Linked DNA regions of Homo sapiens: region 2 is linked to region 1. A link is an interaction called in ENCODE POLR2A ChIA-PET data of the cell type or tissue named here. Cell type or tissue: Caco-2. All regions are shown on one strand. Each heading gives the region's core, and the rest is flanking DNA. Links, peaks and the distances in the headings are about the cores only.

Evidence for each region. ChIA-PET counts read pairs that join two places held together with the same protein. Peaks named below come from ENCODE experiments on the same cell type or tissue, not always from the same donor. Only the 100,000 strongest peaks of a DNase experiment are listed, where the experiment ranks them.
Region 2: POLR2A ChIA-PET joins it to region 1 with 13 read pairs; 5 of 35 experiments call an interaction of 5 or more read pairs at or near these places.

Annotation. Positions count from the first base shown.
Region 1 is chr6:43,803,240-43,811,569 of GRCh38, forward strand. All of the region lies in intron 1 of LOC105375070 (a long non-coding RNA gene), which reads left to right. Among named protein-coding and RNA genes, the nearest start is that of VEGFA, 37 kb to the left of the region's middle. RefSeq lists a silencer at 4,353-4,647. In Caco-2, for the core only: no CTCF peak of the experiment used is centred there; DNase peaks (open chromatin) are centred at 992, 1,422, 3,302, 4,352 and 3 weaker places; H3K4me3 peaks cover 573 bases.
Region 2 is chr6:43,631,776-43,640,105 of GRCh38, forward strand. MAD2L1BP (MAD2L1 binding protein) reads left to right here and starts at 4,065. Exons shown (of 3, transcript NM_014628.3): 1 at 4,065-4,146; 2 at 4,606-4,871; 3 at 8,246-8,330. The coding sequence starts at 4,101. RefSeq lists enhancers at 5,043-5,830, 5,831-6,617. In Caco-2, for the core only: no CTCF peak of the experiment used is centred there; a DNase peak (open chromatin) is centred at 4,046; H3K4me3 peaks cover 1,450 bases.

The sequences.
Region 1 (8,330 bases), core at 284-8,283:
CACCCCTCCCAGCTGGGCCCAGGACGCACAGTAGGTCCTCAGCGCACACCCATGGGACTGAGTTGGTGAATGTAGCCTGGCTCTTGTCCTGATTATCTGGGTGACTTCAGGCAAGTCAGTATGCCTTTCGTTGTTTATAGTTCTCATCTGTAAAGATAAAGAGGTTTGTACAGATGGTCTCTAAGATTCTGTTTGACTTTCAAAGACCAGAACAGAATTAACCAGTTCAAAAGAAGAGCTGTGGGTGGGTGGGGGTTTTAGGTGGATTGAGAGAGGATGGGTGGGGGTAAGGGAGAGGGTAGTGAGGAGTTTGGAGGGGGATTAAATGGGACTTTCTTCCCAGGGCCTTGAGGACTGGGCTTTGGGGGACTCTCAGGGTGAGGTTTGATCCCTGAAGTTCAGGCTTGGCCCCTTGTTATTTCCTGCTTTCCTGGGGCTGTGGCTGTGGCTGTGGGAGACTTGACCCAAGAACGGACAGCCTCTCTTTTTCTGCTCTGCCATAGAGCAGAGCCCCAGCCTGGAACACACGAGCCCTCTGAAATTACCTGCACAGTCTTGGGGGTATGTGAATGAATGTCCTTTGGGGAAAGAAAGTCCTTATCTTTTATCAGATTCTCCAAGGGATTTCTGCCTTACAAAGTTTAGAAACCTGTATTTAGAAGGCCAGGCTGAACTAAGAAGATAAGTCATAGGAGGAGGAGAAGGAAGAGGAGAGAGGACCCAAATCCTTTTATTTTAAAATGTCTTTTCTGGACCTTAGTTTCCTCATCAGTAAAATTAGAAGTTTGGGTGATCTCTGGTAACATCCAGCATTTAGAATAATAATGCCTAATTTTACTTTGTACATTATCTCCTTTGCTCCTTTCAAAAGCCATGTGACTGTGTTTCTCATCAGCATCCCTGTTTTTCAGGTGACAACACTGAGGTCTGGTGACTCACCCAGGGTCATGCAGCCTGTGAGTGGCAGAGTGAGCCGGGAACCTGGCTGCTGGCTGAGAAATTTCAGGGCTTCTTCTTTGAGTGCCCAGCAGGATTGCAGCACCACATGGCTCTGGGGCTCTCCCACTGGCCAGTCTGGGCTGAAGGGAATGAAGTGAAGAGAGGGAGTTTCCCCTAAAGGTTGGTTGTTAATGATATTGCAGAAGAGGAAGAGGTGGTAGGAGGAACAGGTCATGCCCAAGTGGAAATCCTCAGCTCCTTCCAGCTGATCTAGAAGGCCTCCTGGACAAGGGGACACTTGGGGAGGTGGGGAACTGGGCCTCAGCTTGGGGAAAGGGAGGCATTCCTAGGCAGCGGAAAGCATCCTTTCTGGTGGGTAATCCAGTATTTATGGTGTTTTTGATGACTGGAATGCGGGTGTGGGTTCCCTATTGGACTTTGGGCTCTGCTGCAGGCCTCAGGCTGGGGAGACATTTTGGAATGTGTCCCTTGCCTTCTAGGGCCACCTTTGGCCTCACCTGCTGTTTACCCTCTTCTTCCTCCCCCTCTTCCCCCCTTGGCAGCCTGAGCTAGTGCCAGGAAATTGTTGGTCAAAGGTGAGGTCACCAAGAACCTGGAAAAACAACAGGTCTCCATTAACCTTGTTTACCTGCCAGGTAACTGTTGCTTTACAAAGGTTCTTTCGCCCCTTCTTTCATTACCTGCATTTCCTGCTCCCGTAAAAGCTCAGATCAGCTGAGCAGATTTTGGTGGGGGGTTCCTTCAAGATAAACCCTCCTGAGAGGCTTTCCACTCTTCTATTTTCTGGCATGTGGTCTGTATCTATTAGGTCATATCTCAGACTGTGTGGTCACCTGAGTTTAGATGCTGGCTGCCCAGCGAGACTGTCAACAACTTGAGGGAAGGGCTGTGTTCATTTACATTCTCAGGGCCTGGCTTCTAATAATGTCTGCTGCTTCAATGGATGGATGACTGAATGAATTAATGAATGAGTGGGATGGATGTCCTGGGTTTCTATTTCAGAACTCACCTCCCCTAGGAGGTCTCCTGGGGTTACTTCCAGCCTATTCTTTGCATCTTATTCCCATCTTTGGTCTGCCTAATCTGTCCTGATTTCTTCATGCTGTTTTTCTCAGAGTTTTTCATAAGGAACCAAAAACAACTGAGCCATGTGGCCCTCTGACAACCTCCCCAGGGCCCTGCAGACAGCAGACTCCTGATCAATGGTCACTAACTGACCAGCTTATGGGATCTGGGCCAAAGGAGAGCCAGGGAGGTCAGATTGTTTCTTGAGGTCACCCAGCTGTGAAAGAACTTGGGCCCATCCTTGGCCAAACCTGCACATCATCACTCAGACCTGGGGCTTCCTTCTGTGTGCAGAGCTGATATTTAAACACCATTGATGTCAATGCATCTATTCACTCAGAAAATATTGGGACCGTGCTTGCTCTGGCTCTCTGTGTTGAAGATGATACAGTTCCTTTACCTCAAAGAGGTCACAAACCAATCAGGGAGATGAGATATTTACCAGAGCAGTTCCTCAGCACTGGAGCCAAAGGTTGGGACAGTCAGAGAAGGCTTCCCAGAGGCGCTGGCACTTGAGGCCCTTGAAAGATTCTTAATCACTTATTTGGTGTAAGCTGTTTAAGAGAGCTTTGCTCATCTTGGTTAGTCCAAGATGTGCCTGTGACCTGTTTGTGGTCCTGGTTCACAAGGAGGAGGGACAGTAGTGGCTATCCCCTGCATCAGCACCCCCTGTTCCATCACTGCTACCGAGGGCTGCAAAGCCACAGGACTAGCTGGCAGTGAGAGGGCCCGTTGCCTGCGTGTAGACACCGGGATCAGAGATTGGCTGAGACACACCAGAGGCCCCACAGTGACCCAGGGCGGAGCAGGGTCTAGAACCTAATAGTCCTGATTCCCACCCCTGTGCTCTCTCCGTGGATGCCACCACCCAGTTGCCTTTACGAGGCCAGTGCCTTCTGTGGGTCAGTACCTTGGGCTCTGGGCTGGGTGCTGGGTGTAGCTGGGGTGGTCCTTACCATGGTCCCCCTTTTCACACGATGGGCATTGAAAGGATAGCCCAGACTGAGACCCTTGTCAGAAGGAGGTGGGGTATGAACAAAGCCTAATGATCCAGGGAGAGAGGATGCCTATCAGAGAGGGTACCACTCCCCTGGACCTGCATGCATAGCGGAGTTACCATTATTCACATGCAGGGCAAGCCTATCAGAGAGGAGTCAGAGGGAGGAAGGCTGACAGAAGTGGCTCTCTGGGATTCCCAGCTGAGGCTCTCGCACTCCCGGGTCTTGTTTTCCCTAACAGCCTCAGGGCACAAAGTCCAGTGGTGTGATTTTGTCATCTCTTCCCAGGGCAGCCTTAAAGGGCCAGTGCCTCCTCTCAGGGTTAATGATTACCTGTTGGGTCACCAATAGACCCAGGTGTCCTTGTGTGTGAAGACGGTTGGGCGGATGGGTGGGAGGTGGTGAAAGAGGGGTGGCCTGCCTGAAGAGGAGGCTGGGGCTTCCTTTAAATACATCCTCATAGAGGCTGCCTCCTGGAGCTCTCCTGGTTAGCCTTGGGTCATGAGGAGGGATCTGTCTTTAATGGCTAACAGCACAGGGAACCAACCTGTAAACCCCAAAGGGAGGGTAAGATTTATCTAGGGTGCTTCCCCCCAGCTCTGACAGGACAGATTCCCACAGTAGGAGGTGGGGGACTCTCCTAGCCGAATGGGAGGTGAGGGTATGTCTTAGACCTCAGAGGGTCAGGCCTTGGCTAGGGCAGGACCCTGGGACCCTTACTATCTCCTTCCCCTATACACATTCATGTCCCACCAGACCTGGAAGGTGCCCCAGTGTGACCCTGACTCGACCCGACCACAGTCGCAGTCTTTCTCCCATCTTCCATCTCTGTCTCACCTCCCAGCCTTGGAAAACACTTATATTAGTAATAGGCACTAATAATGATAACAAAGGCTGCCCTTTGTTGGGTCCTGGGCATAGCACGTAGATTCACTTGTAATCTGTACAAGTGCCCTGTGAGAAGGGTGCATATCACACCCCCATTTTACCAGAGGAGAAGGGAAGCTCAGCTCACATCACTGCTCAAGATCACACAGAGCAAGAGGCAGAGCAGACTTGACCCTGGTCTGTACCGTGTCAAAGTCCATGCTTTTTGCCACCATGGGTGATGGGCTGTGTGCCTGCTGTTTCCCCACCACAGTGGCTCAGCCAGTCCTCCAGAAAGCTTTCAAGGCTTACCACATCCAGCCCATGTCCCCCTCTGCTTCCTCCCCTAGTGAGAATCTATTGGCCCTGAGCTCAGCCAGGCTGGATTCATCTGCCACCACCCTGGGCTCTGTGTCTGCAGGCTGCTTCTGCCTCTGTGCAGCCCGGTGGCTCCCTAGGGGCAGGGCAGGGCCTCTGACTGGCAGGGAGGAGGCACAGAGATGGACAAGATTATCCTCTCAGGAAAGCAGCTGCAGAAAGCGCTGTTTCTCCTTCTGGGAAGGCTTTATCTCAAGCTAGTGCTCCTTTCCTCCTTGTGATTCACAGACCTCTCATGATAGTTTGAACGTGTCTTGTTTCAAGTGTTCAAATCTAAAGACTTCCATCAGATTCCTGACCGCGGCTTTTTCACAGTTATTATCTGTGTCATAACATTGCATACTTGCGGCTTATCATTTTCCAAGCTCTGCATACGGGTTTGGCAGAGCAGGTTTCACTGATCCCACTAGACAGGTGAGGAAACTGAACCCTAGAGCAGGGAAGTGACACATCTAGAACACGGCCAGGCTTGGTGGCTGAGGCCAGCTCTGCCGTCACACACTTGGCTCTCCCCGGTGCTGCTTTCTTTGCTGCCTCTGCTGTGTCTGCATCAAGGAGACTTTCTCCTCTGAGGCTGGCTGGCCTTGGAGTTATACTTTGCGCCTAGCTGCTTCTTCTATTTTTTTAAAGATGTGTTTTATTGAGGTAAAATACATGTAACAAAATGTACCCTCTTAGTCGTTTTTAAATGTACAGTTCAGTGGTATTAAGTACATTCACATCGCTGTGTAACCATCACTACCATGCATCTCTAGGACTCTTCATCTTGCAAAACTGAAGCTCTGTATTAAACACTAACTCCCCATTCCCCTCCCTCCAGTCCCTGGCAACCACCATTTTACTTTCAGTTACTATGAATTTGACTATCCCATGTATCTCAAATAAGTGGAATCACACAGTATTTGTCTTTGTGTGACTGGCTTATTTCACTTAGCATGATGTCCTCGAGGTTCATTTATGCCGTAGCCTGTGTCAGAATTCCTTCGTTTTTCACCTGGGCAACATAGTGAGAACCCCCTATCTATAAAAACAAAAAACAAAACAAAACAAAACAAAAAAACAAAAAGAAAGAAAGAAAAAGAAAAGAAAAAAGAAAAAAAATTGCTGAGTGCGGTGGTGTGCCTGTGATCTCAGCTATTCAGGAGGCTGAGGTGGGAGCATGGTTTGGGCCCAGGAGGTTGAGGCTGTCGTGGGCTGCAATCATGCGATGGCACGCCAGCCTGGGCAACAGAACAAGAGCCTATCTCAAAAAAAAAAAAGGAATTTCTTCATTTTAAATATTTTAAATGTTAAATAATCTTGCTTGTCCTTTTATCTATTGATGGACCCTTGGGTTGCCTCCAGCTTCGGGTTATTGTGAATAATGCTGCTATGAACATGGGTGTACAAGTATCTCTTTGAGACCTGGCTTTCAATTCTTTTGGGTTTACGTATACACCCAGAAGTGGAATTTCTGGATCCTATGGCAATTCTATTTTTAATTTTTTGAGGAACCATTATACATATTTTCCACAGTGGCTGCACCATTTTACATTCCCACTAACAGTGCAGAGTGTTCCATTTTCTCCATATTCTCTGCTTTCTGCATAGTAGCCATCCTGATGGGTATGAAGTGATATCTCATTGTGGTTTTGATTTGCATTTCCCTAATAATTAGTGATGTTGAGCATCTTTTCATGTGCTTATTGGCCATTTGTATATCATCTTTGGAGAAAGGTCTACTCAAGTCTTTTTGCCCATTTTTGAATTTTTGTTGCTGTTATTGGGTTTTAGGAGTTCCCTATATATTCTGGGTATCAATCCTTTACCAGATATATAATTTGCAAATATTTTCTCCCATACTGTGGACCACTTTTTTACTCTGTTGGTAGAGTCTTTTGATGCACACAAGTTTATACTTTTCATGAATGGCCCTAGTTCTTGATGCTGTGCATGTGGCTCCTTCATCTGGGGTTCTGAAGTGACTCACACCTACACTGCTTCTACGTCTGTCTCCCTGTGTTTATCTGGATGACGTCACCCACCAGGCAAAGAACTCGTTAAGGGCCAGCACCAGCATAGGGCCTGGCATGTAGTGGGTGCTCAGCATGTGTTCGGTGAATGGGTGAATTTGACCTACGTGTGATAACAGATGATTTAAGCTGGGGGTGGGCAGGTGGGAGAGATAAGGAGGCCCCAGCCCCATGCGGAGAATGGGCACATGATGACCTGCCACTGCCATACAGAAGGCGGATGGAGAGCAACATGGCTGGAGCGAGGGCCCTGGAGCCAGAGTGCCAGATTCCAAACCTGGCTCGTGGCTATGCAGCCTTGGCAGGTTACTCAACTCTCATACGCCTCCGTGTCTTTGCCATCTTTGAAATGGGAATAATAATGTTATCTAGCTTAGAAGGTTGGTTGAAAGGATCAAATGACATGAAAAGCACTGAGGACAGAGCTTAGCACCTCATAAACACTGTGCTGATGCTGGCTGTCATTATTATGATGTTACAGTCTCAGCTCTTTGGGGGCATAGAATACATTTTCTACATCTCTTATGGCCCAGCACCTAAACACAGTGCCTGATCCAGAGCTGGCACTCAGCCAGTATTTGTTAATCAAATTAAATTGTCTTTTGTCGTGCAGGCAGTCCTTCCTCATGCCACCCTCAGTTTCTTCTGTTGCAGCTCTGAGCCCCTATCAGTCCTGTTCTCCGGCATCCTGCTGCACACTGGGTCTTCGTCTCCCCCTGCCCTGCAGGGGCCCCTAGCAAGGGAAACTGCTGGTTCTCAGACCTTCATGAAGGGCTCCTGGGGCTGGGCTGGGGCAAGGGCTGAGTGAGCTGCGGCAGCAGGTTTGTAACCTCGAATCTGGCCACACTTCGTCCATGTGAACAGTCACTTCTCCAGGTGTGGACTCAGGTGGAGGTGGCAGGTCAAGAGGAGGGGCTGGAGGAGGGCTGTTGCTCTCCCCTTTCTTTGTCCTCTGTGTCCCCTGCCCCAAGTCACAGAATCATGGATTCTCAGGGCTGTTCTGCTCCCACAGAGGGGCCCAGGACATTCTGTGTCTGTTCTCCTTACACCTTGCTGGCTGCCTGGTTCACTCTTGGTATCAGGGGATCAGAGAGAAGACCATGAGGCCTTCTGTAGAGTGCTGGCCTTGTCTTCCGTCACAGTCTCTCTGATGTGATTATTTTGGCTGGTTCCTTGGCATCGTTGTTACTCTCAGAGGCACCCTGGAGCCAAAAGCCTTGGAGCAAAAGCGGGAGACATCCCTGATCCTTCGCTGCGTCCAGTGGCAATGGGCAGACTCCTGCGGAGGCCCCACTGTCCTCCATTCCCTGGTCAGTTACTATGAATTTGACTATCCCATGTATCTCAAATAAGTGGAATCATACAGTATTTGTCTTTATGTGACTGGCTCAGTTCACTTAGCATGATGTCCTTGAGGTTCATTTATGTTGTAGCCTGTGTCAGAATTCCTTCATTTTTTGCCTGGGCGACATAGTGAGAACCCCCTATCTGAAAAAAAAAAAAAAAAAAGAAAAAAAAAGAAAAAAAAAGAAAAAGAAGAAAGAAAGAAAAAGAAAAGAAAAAAATTGCCGAGTGTGGTGGCACACATGATGCTGCGCATGTGGCTCCTTCATCTGGGGCTCTGAAGTGACTCATGCCTACACTGCCTCTACATCTGTCTCCCTGTGTTTGGTGAATGGGCAAATTTGACTTACGTGTGATGACAGATGATTTAAGCTGGGGGTGGGTGGGTGGGAGAGATAAGGAGGCCCCAGCCCCATGCAGAGAATGGCACATGATGACCTTGGTTTATTTAAAGTGGAGTGCTGCCATGGCCAGCTGTGCCCCAGGGGTGCCAGGCCTACACAGGCCTAGGCGGTCAGCTGTGCCCTCTGCCCAGGGCTCAGCCTTTACTAGGTTTCTGATGTCCTTATGCTCTGACATCACCTCAGGTCCTGTGACTTACCCCCCTCCCACTCAGCAGGGACCTTGTTCTGAAGACTTTGGCCTTTTCTTGGATGCTCTCGGGCAGTGTGGCAGGTGGTGTCAGGTGGCAGTGGGTGATGGGGAG
Region 2 (8,330 bases), core at 287-8,286, 170 kb before region 1:
ACACCTGACCTACTATTTTATTTATTTATCTATTTATTATTTATTTAATCCCAGCATTTTGGGAGGCCGAGATGGGAGAATTGCTTAAAGGCAGAGGGATTGCTTGAGTCCAGAAGTTGTTGTTGTTTGTTTGTTTGTTTTTTGATGGAGTTTCGCTCTTGTTGCCCAGGCTGGAGTGCAATGGCGCGATCTTGGCTCACGGCAACCTCCTCCTCCCGGGTTCAAGCGATTCTCCTGCCTCAGCCTTCTGAGTAGCTGGGATTACAGGCATATGCCACCACACCCGGCTAATTTTGTGTTTTTAGTAGAGACGGTGGTTTCTCCGTGTTGGTCAGGCTGGACTCGAACTCCCAACCTCAGTTGATCCGCCTGCCTTGGCCTCCCAAAGTGCTGGGATTACAGGTGTGAGCCACCGTGCCCGGCCCTGTTTATTTTTTAAGGGTGGCGAGGAGGAGGAAGAGAGAAAATGATTGATTGATTGACTTTTTTTTTTTTTTTTTTTTTTAGGTAGGGTCTCCTTCTGTCACCCAGGCTGGAATGCAATGGCACAATCTTGACTCACTGCAACCTCCAACCCTAGAGAGTGATTCTTCCACTTCAGCCCCCCAGGTAGCTGGGACTACAGGGGCATGCCACCATGCCTGGCTAAGTTTTGTATTTTTTGTAAAGAAGGGGTTTGCCGTGTTGCTCAGGCCGGTCTTGAACTCCTGGACTCAAGCAGTTCTCCCACCTTGGCCTCCCCAAAAATGCTGGGATTACAGGCGTGAGCCACTATGCCCAGCCAGATCCAGTATTTTAATCATTGTACTTTTATAGTATGTTTTGACCTCTGGTCCCTACTTCCTGAAACACATCCTTTTCTTGGCCTCCATGACCTGACACTTGTCTTTTTTTTTTTTTTTTTTTTTTAATAGAGACAAGATCTCACTATGTTGCCCAGACTGGTCTTAAACTTCTGGACTCAGCCGGGTGCGGTGGCTCACTCCTGTAATCCCAGCACTTTGGGAGGCTGAGGCAGGTGGATCACCTAAGGACAGGAGTTCAAGACCAGCTTGGCCAACATGGTGAAACCCCATCTCTACTAAAAATACAAAAAATTAGCTGGGTGTGGTGGTGGGCACCTGTAATCCCAGCTACTTGGGAGGCTGAGGCAGGAGAATTGCTTGAACCCTGGGGGCAGAGGTTGCAGTGAGCCAAGATCACGCCATTGCACTCCAGCCTGGGCAACACGAGCAAAACTCCATCTAAAAACAAACAAACAAACAACAACAAAAAACTTCTGGACTCAAGCAATCCCTCTGCCCTTAAGCAATTCTCCCACCTCGGCCTCCCAAAATGCTGGGATTATAGGCTGGAGCTGCCATGCCCAGTCAGACCCAGTATTTTAATCATTGTACTTTTTTTTTTTTTTTTTCCAGGCGGAGTCTCACTCTGTCACCCAGGCTGGAGCACAATGGCATGACCTCAGCTCACCACAACTTCCGCCTCCCAGGTTCAAGGGATTCTCCTGCCTCAGCCTCCCAAGTAGCTGAGATTATAGGTATGCACCAGCACGCCTGGCTAATTTTGTATTTTTAGTAGAGACGGGGTTTCTCCATGTTGGTCAGGCTGGTCTCAAACTCCCGACCTCAGGTGATCTGCACACCTCGACCTCCCAAAGTGCTGGGATTACAGGCGTGAGCCACTGTGCCTGGCCTCTAATTGCTGTACTTTTATAGTGTGTTTTGACCTCTGGTCCCTACTTCCTGAAACACGCCCTTTTCTTGGCCTCCATGACCTGACACTTATTTAATTTATTTATTTATTTATTGGTAGGGACAAGGTCTCATTATGTTGCCCAGACTGGTCTCAAACTTCTGGATTGATGCACTCCCCTTGCCTTGAATTCCCAAAGTGCTGGGATTACAGGCATGAGCCACCATGCCTGGCCCCACTTGTCTATTTTGGTTTTGGAGGCAGGGTCTCCCTCTGTCACCCAGGCTGGAGGGCAGTGGTGCGATCACAGCTCACTGTAGCCTCAACCTCCCAGGCTCAAGCAATCCTCCCACCTAAGCCTCCCAAAGTGCTGGGAGTACAGGCATGAGCCACCTTGCCCGGCCATTTGTCTATTTTTCTTTATCCTCCTGTGGGTACTCTTTAGTCTTCTCCATAGCTTCTGTCTCTCTGGTCATCCCCTAAACATTAGTGTCTTCAATATCCTAGCCCATTCTCATTCTACACCCTCCCTGGGTGATCTTATTCACTAACATGCTGATGGCTCTTAAATACATACCTTTATTGCAAATGGCATTCCTAAATATCTCTATTCATTATCCTATGGAGATGTCAAATTCAATCTGTGAAAAGCTGAACTCATCTTTTCTCCTACTCACCTCCCACCCCAACAAACCTGGTCTTATTTCCTATTTTAGTGTTTCCTCCATCCTTTTTTTTTTTCTTTTTTTCTTTTTTTTTTTTTTTTTGAGTCATGGTCTTGCTCTGCTGCCCAGGCTGAAGTGCAGTGGCATGATCATAGCTCACTGTAAGTGTCGAACTCCTGGACTCAAGCAATCCTCTGCTTCAGCCTCCAGAATAGCCAGGACGACAGTTGTGCACCACCACACCTGGCTAACTTTAAAAAAAAATTTTTAATTTTGCAGAAACAGGGTCCCCAATCTTGTCCTGGCTGGTATTGAACTCCTGGCCTCGGCACCCTGCTTCCCTCTGTCATTGAATGGTACAATTTCCCATACAATTGCTGAAGTCAGAAACCTGCTTGTTTTCTTGTCAGTCTCTTTCTTTTTTTTCTTTTTTTCTTTTTTTTGAGATGGAGTCTCACTCTGTCACCTAGGCTGGAGTATAGTGGTGCGATCTCAGCTCACTGCAACCTCCGCCTCCCGGCTTCAAGCGATTCTCCTGCCTCAGCCTCCTGAGTAGCTGGGATTACAGGTGCATGCCACCATGTCTGGCTAAATTTTGTATTTTTAGTAGAGACAGCGTTTCACCATGTTGGCCAGGCTGGTCTCAAACTCCTGACCTCGTGATCCACCTGCCTTGGACTCCCAAAGTGCTAGGATTACAGGCGTGAGCCACCGTGCCTGGCCTCTTCTCAGTCTATTTCTATTCCTCCTCCTCCTTGTAAATCAATCCCCAAGTTATGTTCACTGGACCTCCTAAATATCTCGAGTTTACCCAATTATCTCCACCCCACTGTGACTACGCTAGGTTAGGCTGCTTTCATCAAGTACTCGGGTAATTGCACTACCTCTAACTGGTATCCCTGCCTCCTCTCTTATCCTCTCTGTAATCCAATCTCTATCCTGCAGCCAGGGTAGAGATTAAATTTATAAGATGTAAATTTAATCATGCCACTCTCCTACTTAAACCTTTCAAGGCTTCCCCATCTGCCTACAGGATCAAGTCCAAACTCTCACGTGGCTTATACGGTCCTGCCATGATCTGGCTCCTGTTATTCACTACAGCCTTAACTCTTTATAATATGAACTCTTTTCATTCCTTGTACAGAGTATGCTCTTGTCTCAAGGTCTCCAGGAGCACTAGGCCCTCCTCTTTACCTTGTTGACTTATCCTACAGGTCACAGCTTCACACATTTCTTCTGGGACCACTCCTTCCCAGCCCCTACCCTCTGTGGGTCAGCCACCCTTGTTTTTCACTTCCACACCCCGTGTACACTTTTCTGTATAATTCATCACATTGTATTGTATCTACAGGCAGTGAACCCCTTGAGCACGGGGCCCGCGCCTGGCTTGTTCTCCGCTGTCTCCAGCACCTAGGACAGGGCCTGGCACGAAGTAGGTGCACAGTGAGTAGTGAATGCTGGAGTGAATAGATGCAAGAGGGCTGGTGTCTTTTAGAAAGCAGCGCTCAGTGGCTGAGAACTCCTGGGTTCCCTGCTGGGCAAGGGTTAGGCGTACATTTGCCAGGGTGTTAAAGGAGGAACGCAGGGTTCAAATCCCAGCTCCACTTAACCTCCCCCACACTGCGGCGACGCCGCGCCTTTTTTCCGACCCAACTGAGCCGGAAGTGGAGGCGCGGGCTTCCCATGATGCCCCGCGAGACCTTTATTCTAACCGCAAGGAGTAGCGGAGGGGAGGTCGTGATGGCGGCGCCGGAGGCGGAGGTTCTGTCCTCAGCCGCAGTCCCTGGTAAGGCGTGGGGCCAAGAGTTTGGGGAGCCTTGGGGACTTGTTTCTTCCCTACCGCCGCGCCATCCATTCGTTTATCCGCTGGTCCTCTCCCTAGCCCGTCTTCCCTGTCTTCCGGGTGTCCTACACGGCTCTGGCTGTGACTCCATCGCCCTGGGTCGCACTGGACCCTGCTTGACTACACTTTTGACTCATTTCCCCAGATCAAGTCCCGCAGCTTTCTGAGCGGGGAGCCCTCCGAAATCCCCCCACTATCTTGCAGTCGATTAAATCTCCTCAGGCAACAGGGATCAGGAATCTCTCCCTGCCACGGCCCATACTGTAGGCTGCGGAGGATATGGGCGTATGTCGGAGTGCCTGCTTTTTCAGGGTGGCTGGTTTGTCGGCCACAGGGAATGAGAAGACTGACTGGCTTTTAGGTTTTTAATTTTTCTCTCTTGTCCCTCTTTTCATCTACCAGATTTGGAGTGGTATGAGAAGTCCGAAGAAACTCACGCCTCCCAGATAGAACTACTTGAGACAAGCTCTACGCAGGAACCTCTCAACGCTTCGGAGGCCTTTTGCCCAAGAGACTGCATGGTACCAGTGGTGTTTCCTGGGCCTGTGAGCCAGGAAGGCTGCTGTCAGTTTACTTGTGAACTTCTAAAGCATATCATGTATCAACGCCAGCAGCTCCCTCTGCCCTATGAACAGCTTAAGCACTTTTACCGAAAACCTTCTCCCCAGGTAGGCACAGGCTTTGGGAGCAAGTTGGTGGGAAGACTTTGTGGCTCTTAGATGGGAGGCAGGTAGAAAGGGGGTCTAAGAAATCTTCAAAGCCTGAGAGAATAAGCAGCTTCCAGGGCTTCGGTCACTTTCTCCCCACTCTAGTCTTTGGTAGCCTAACCCTTCTGGCTTTTTCAACTGTTCTTTCTTTCTGAAACTCACGTGTTGCATTTGGACTTAATGAACTGGCTCTTTGCATTTTTTTCTTTTGAGACAGAGTCTTGCTCTGTTGCCCAGGCTAGAGTGCAGTGGCGAGATCTCAGCTCACTGCAACCTCCGCCTCCCAGGTTCAAGCGATTCTGCTGCCTCAGCCTCCCGAGTAGCTAGGATTACAGGCTCCTGCCACCACACCCAGCTAATTTTTGTATTTTAATTAATTTATTTATTTTATGTTTTGAGACAGAGTCTCTCTCTTGTTGCCCAGGCTGGAATGCAATGGCGTGATCTCGGCTCACTGCAGCCTCCATGTCCCAGGTTCAAGCGATTCTCATGCCTCAGCCTCCCCAGTAGCTAGGATTACAGGCACGTGCCACCATGCCCAGCTTATTTTTGTATTTTTGGTAGAGACGGGGTTTCACCATGTTGACCAGGCTGGTCTCGAACTCCTGACCTCAAGTGATCTGCCCGCCTTGGCCTCTCCCAAAGTGCTGGGATTACAGGCGTGAACTACCGCGCCTGGCCTGCATGTTTCTTTAATAGCATCCTGTTGTTTAATTTCTGTATGGACTTCTTTTTTCTTCTTTTTTTTTTTTTTTTTTGAGACAGAGTCTCGCCTTGTCACCCAGGCTGGAGGACAGTGGCATGATCGCAGCTCACTGCAACCCCAATCTCCCAGGTTCAAGTGATTCTCCTGCCTCAGCCTCCCCAGTAGCTGGGATTACAGGCATGCACCACCACACCCAGCTAATTTTTTGTTTGTTTGTTTGTTTTTGATAGGGAGTTTCACTCTGTCACCCAGGCTGGAGTGCAGTCGTGCCATGTTGGCTCACTGCAACCTCCGCCTCCCAGGTTCAAGTGCTTCTCCTGTCTCAGCCTCCTGAGTACCTGGGATTATAGGCATGCGCCACCATGTCCAGCTAATTTTTGTATTTTTAGTATAGACGGGGTTTCACCATGTTGGCCAGGCTGGTCTTGAACTCCTGACCTCAGGTGATCCGCCTGCCTCAGCCTCCCAAAGTGCTGGGATTACAGGCATGAGCCACCGTGCTCCGCCTGTTTGTTTCTTTTTTTGAGAAGGAGTCTCGCTCTTGTGTGGCCCAGGCTGGAGTGCAGTGGAGCGATCTCGGCTCACTGCAACCTCCACTTTGGGTTCAAGCGATTCTCCTGCCTCAGCCTCGAAGTAGCTGGGATTACAGGCATGTGCCACCACACCTGGTTAAATTTTGTATTTTTAGTAGAGACAGGGTATCGCAATGTTGGCTAGGCTGCTCTCAAACTCCTGACCTCAAGTGATCCGCCCGCCTTGGCCTCCCAAAGTGCTGGGATTACAGGCGTGAGCCACTGCTCCTGGCCCACCTGGCTAATTTTTGTATTTTTAGTAGAGATGGAGTTTCACCATGTTGGCCAGGCTGGTCTCGAAGTCCTGACCTCAGGTTATCCACCTGCCTCAGCCTCCCAAAGTGTTGTTGGGATTACAGGTGTGAGCCACTGCGCCAGGCCATGAACTTCTTTTGCCTGAGGATATTAATTATTGAATTTTTAAGTTTTTCTTTGTTCCTTGCGGCATCTCAGTTTCTTCTAGAATCCATTCCCCATTTGTTTTGTTCTGGACTTTGACTTTCATGTTGGAGAGTTTTATTCTGTGTCTGGTGAATATTTAAGAATAAATTGGCCGGGCGCGGTGGCTCACGCCTGTAATCCCAACACTTTGGGAGGCTGAGGCAGGCGAATCACGAGGTCAGGAGATTGAGACCATCCTGGCTAACATGGTGAAACCCTGTCTCTACTAAAAATACAAAAAATTAGCCGGGCGTGGTGGTGGGCGCCTGTAGTCCCAGCTACTCGGGAGGCTGAGGCAGGAGAATGGTGTGAACCCGGGAGGCGGAGGTTGCAGTGAGCCGAGATTGCGCCACTGTACTCCAGCCTGGGCGAAAGAGCGAAACTCTGTCTCAAAAAAAAAAAAAAGAATAAATCATTGCAAGCTGTGTGTGCATGCCTGGGCCTTATGAGCTGATAGACTTCACTATAAGGAGATTAGGTGGGAACCTGGTGATCTCTTTGTGGGGATTGGAAAGTCTTCCCTCTGGATGGGGGAGAAATTTGGCAGATGATCTAAGCATCTTCACACAGATTTTCATTCATTTCCCCTATATTCACTCTTGCCTCTGTGGTGCCTGTATCACCACTTCCTAAACCTTTCTGGGGTTCTGCTGTGTGGATCAGTTTGCATCCCTTGGGGGTCCCTTCTGTCAGCACTTGGTATTCAGCTCTCTTGAACTCTTAACTCTTCATCTTCTTTCTTTTTTTTTTTTTGAGACAGAGTCTCGCTCTGTCACCCAGGCTAGAGTGCAGTGGCGTGATCTCAGCTCACTGCAAGCTCTGCCTCCTGGGTTCAGGCTATTCTCCTGCCTCAGCCTCCCTAGTAGCTGGGACTACAGGCATCCACCACCACACTCGGCTAATTTTTTGTATTTTTAGTAGAGACAGGGTTTCGCCATGTTAGCCAGGATGGTCTTGATCTCCTGACCTTGTGATCCGCCCGCCTCGGCCTCTCAAAGTGCTGGGATTACAGGCGTAAGCCACTGCGCCCAGCCAACTCTTCATCTTCTATCTTCCAAAACTTCTGTGTTTGCATTTGGCTAGTGTTGTGTAGTTTCCAGTTCTTTCCTCTTGGGAGTTTTCTTTGTCAGTCTTTCCTCTTCTTTCCTTCATTTGTTTCTTAATTTCTTTTCTCTCATTTTGTAATATTTCAGGTGGAAGTGCAAATAAGCATGTGTTCAGTTTACTATGTTTAAGTGGAAGAACAAGTTCAAAGTCATGTTTATTAGACCAAATAATCCTCATTCCTGTTATCACTCCCCATACAGCAAAAATTTGTTGTCACTTTGTCATGTCACCAAATTTCTATTTTAGTTGCTTATATCTGGATATCCTCCACCTTCAGAACACTGTGTTTGCTGTTCTAAATGTGGGAGAATTATGGTTTTGTACAAATAATATATTTTCCTTTTCAGTATAATACCCTCTGATAAAACACAGTGTTTTGGCTGTGGCGGTTCATTGAGCTAGAAATTAAGTCCTGTAAGTCTATGTACACATCCCAGCAGGGTTCTTTTCAAAGAGCATTAGCTTCCCCCTGCCTTGTTCTTCTCTCCCACCATTCTTTGTCCTCACAGGCAGAGGAGATGCTGAAGAAGAAACCTCGGGCCACCACTGAGGTGAGCAGCAGGAAATGCCAACAAGCCCTGGCAGAACTGGAGA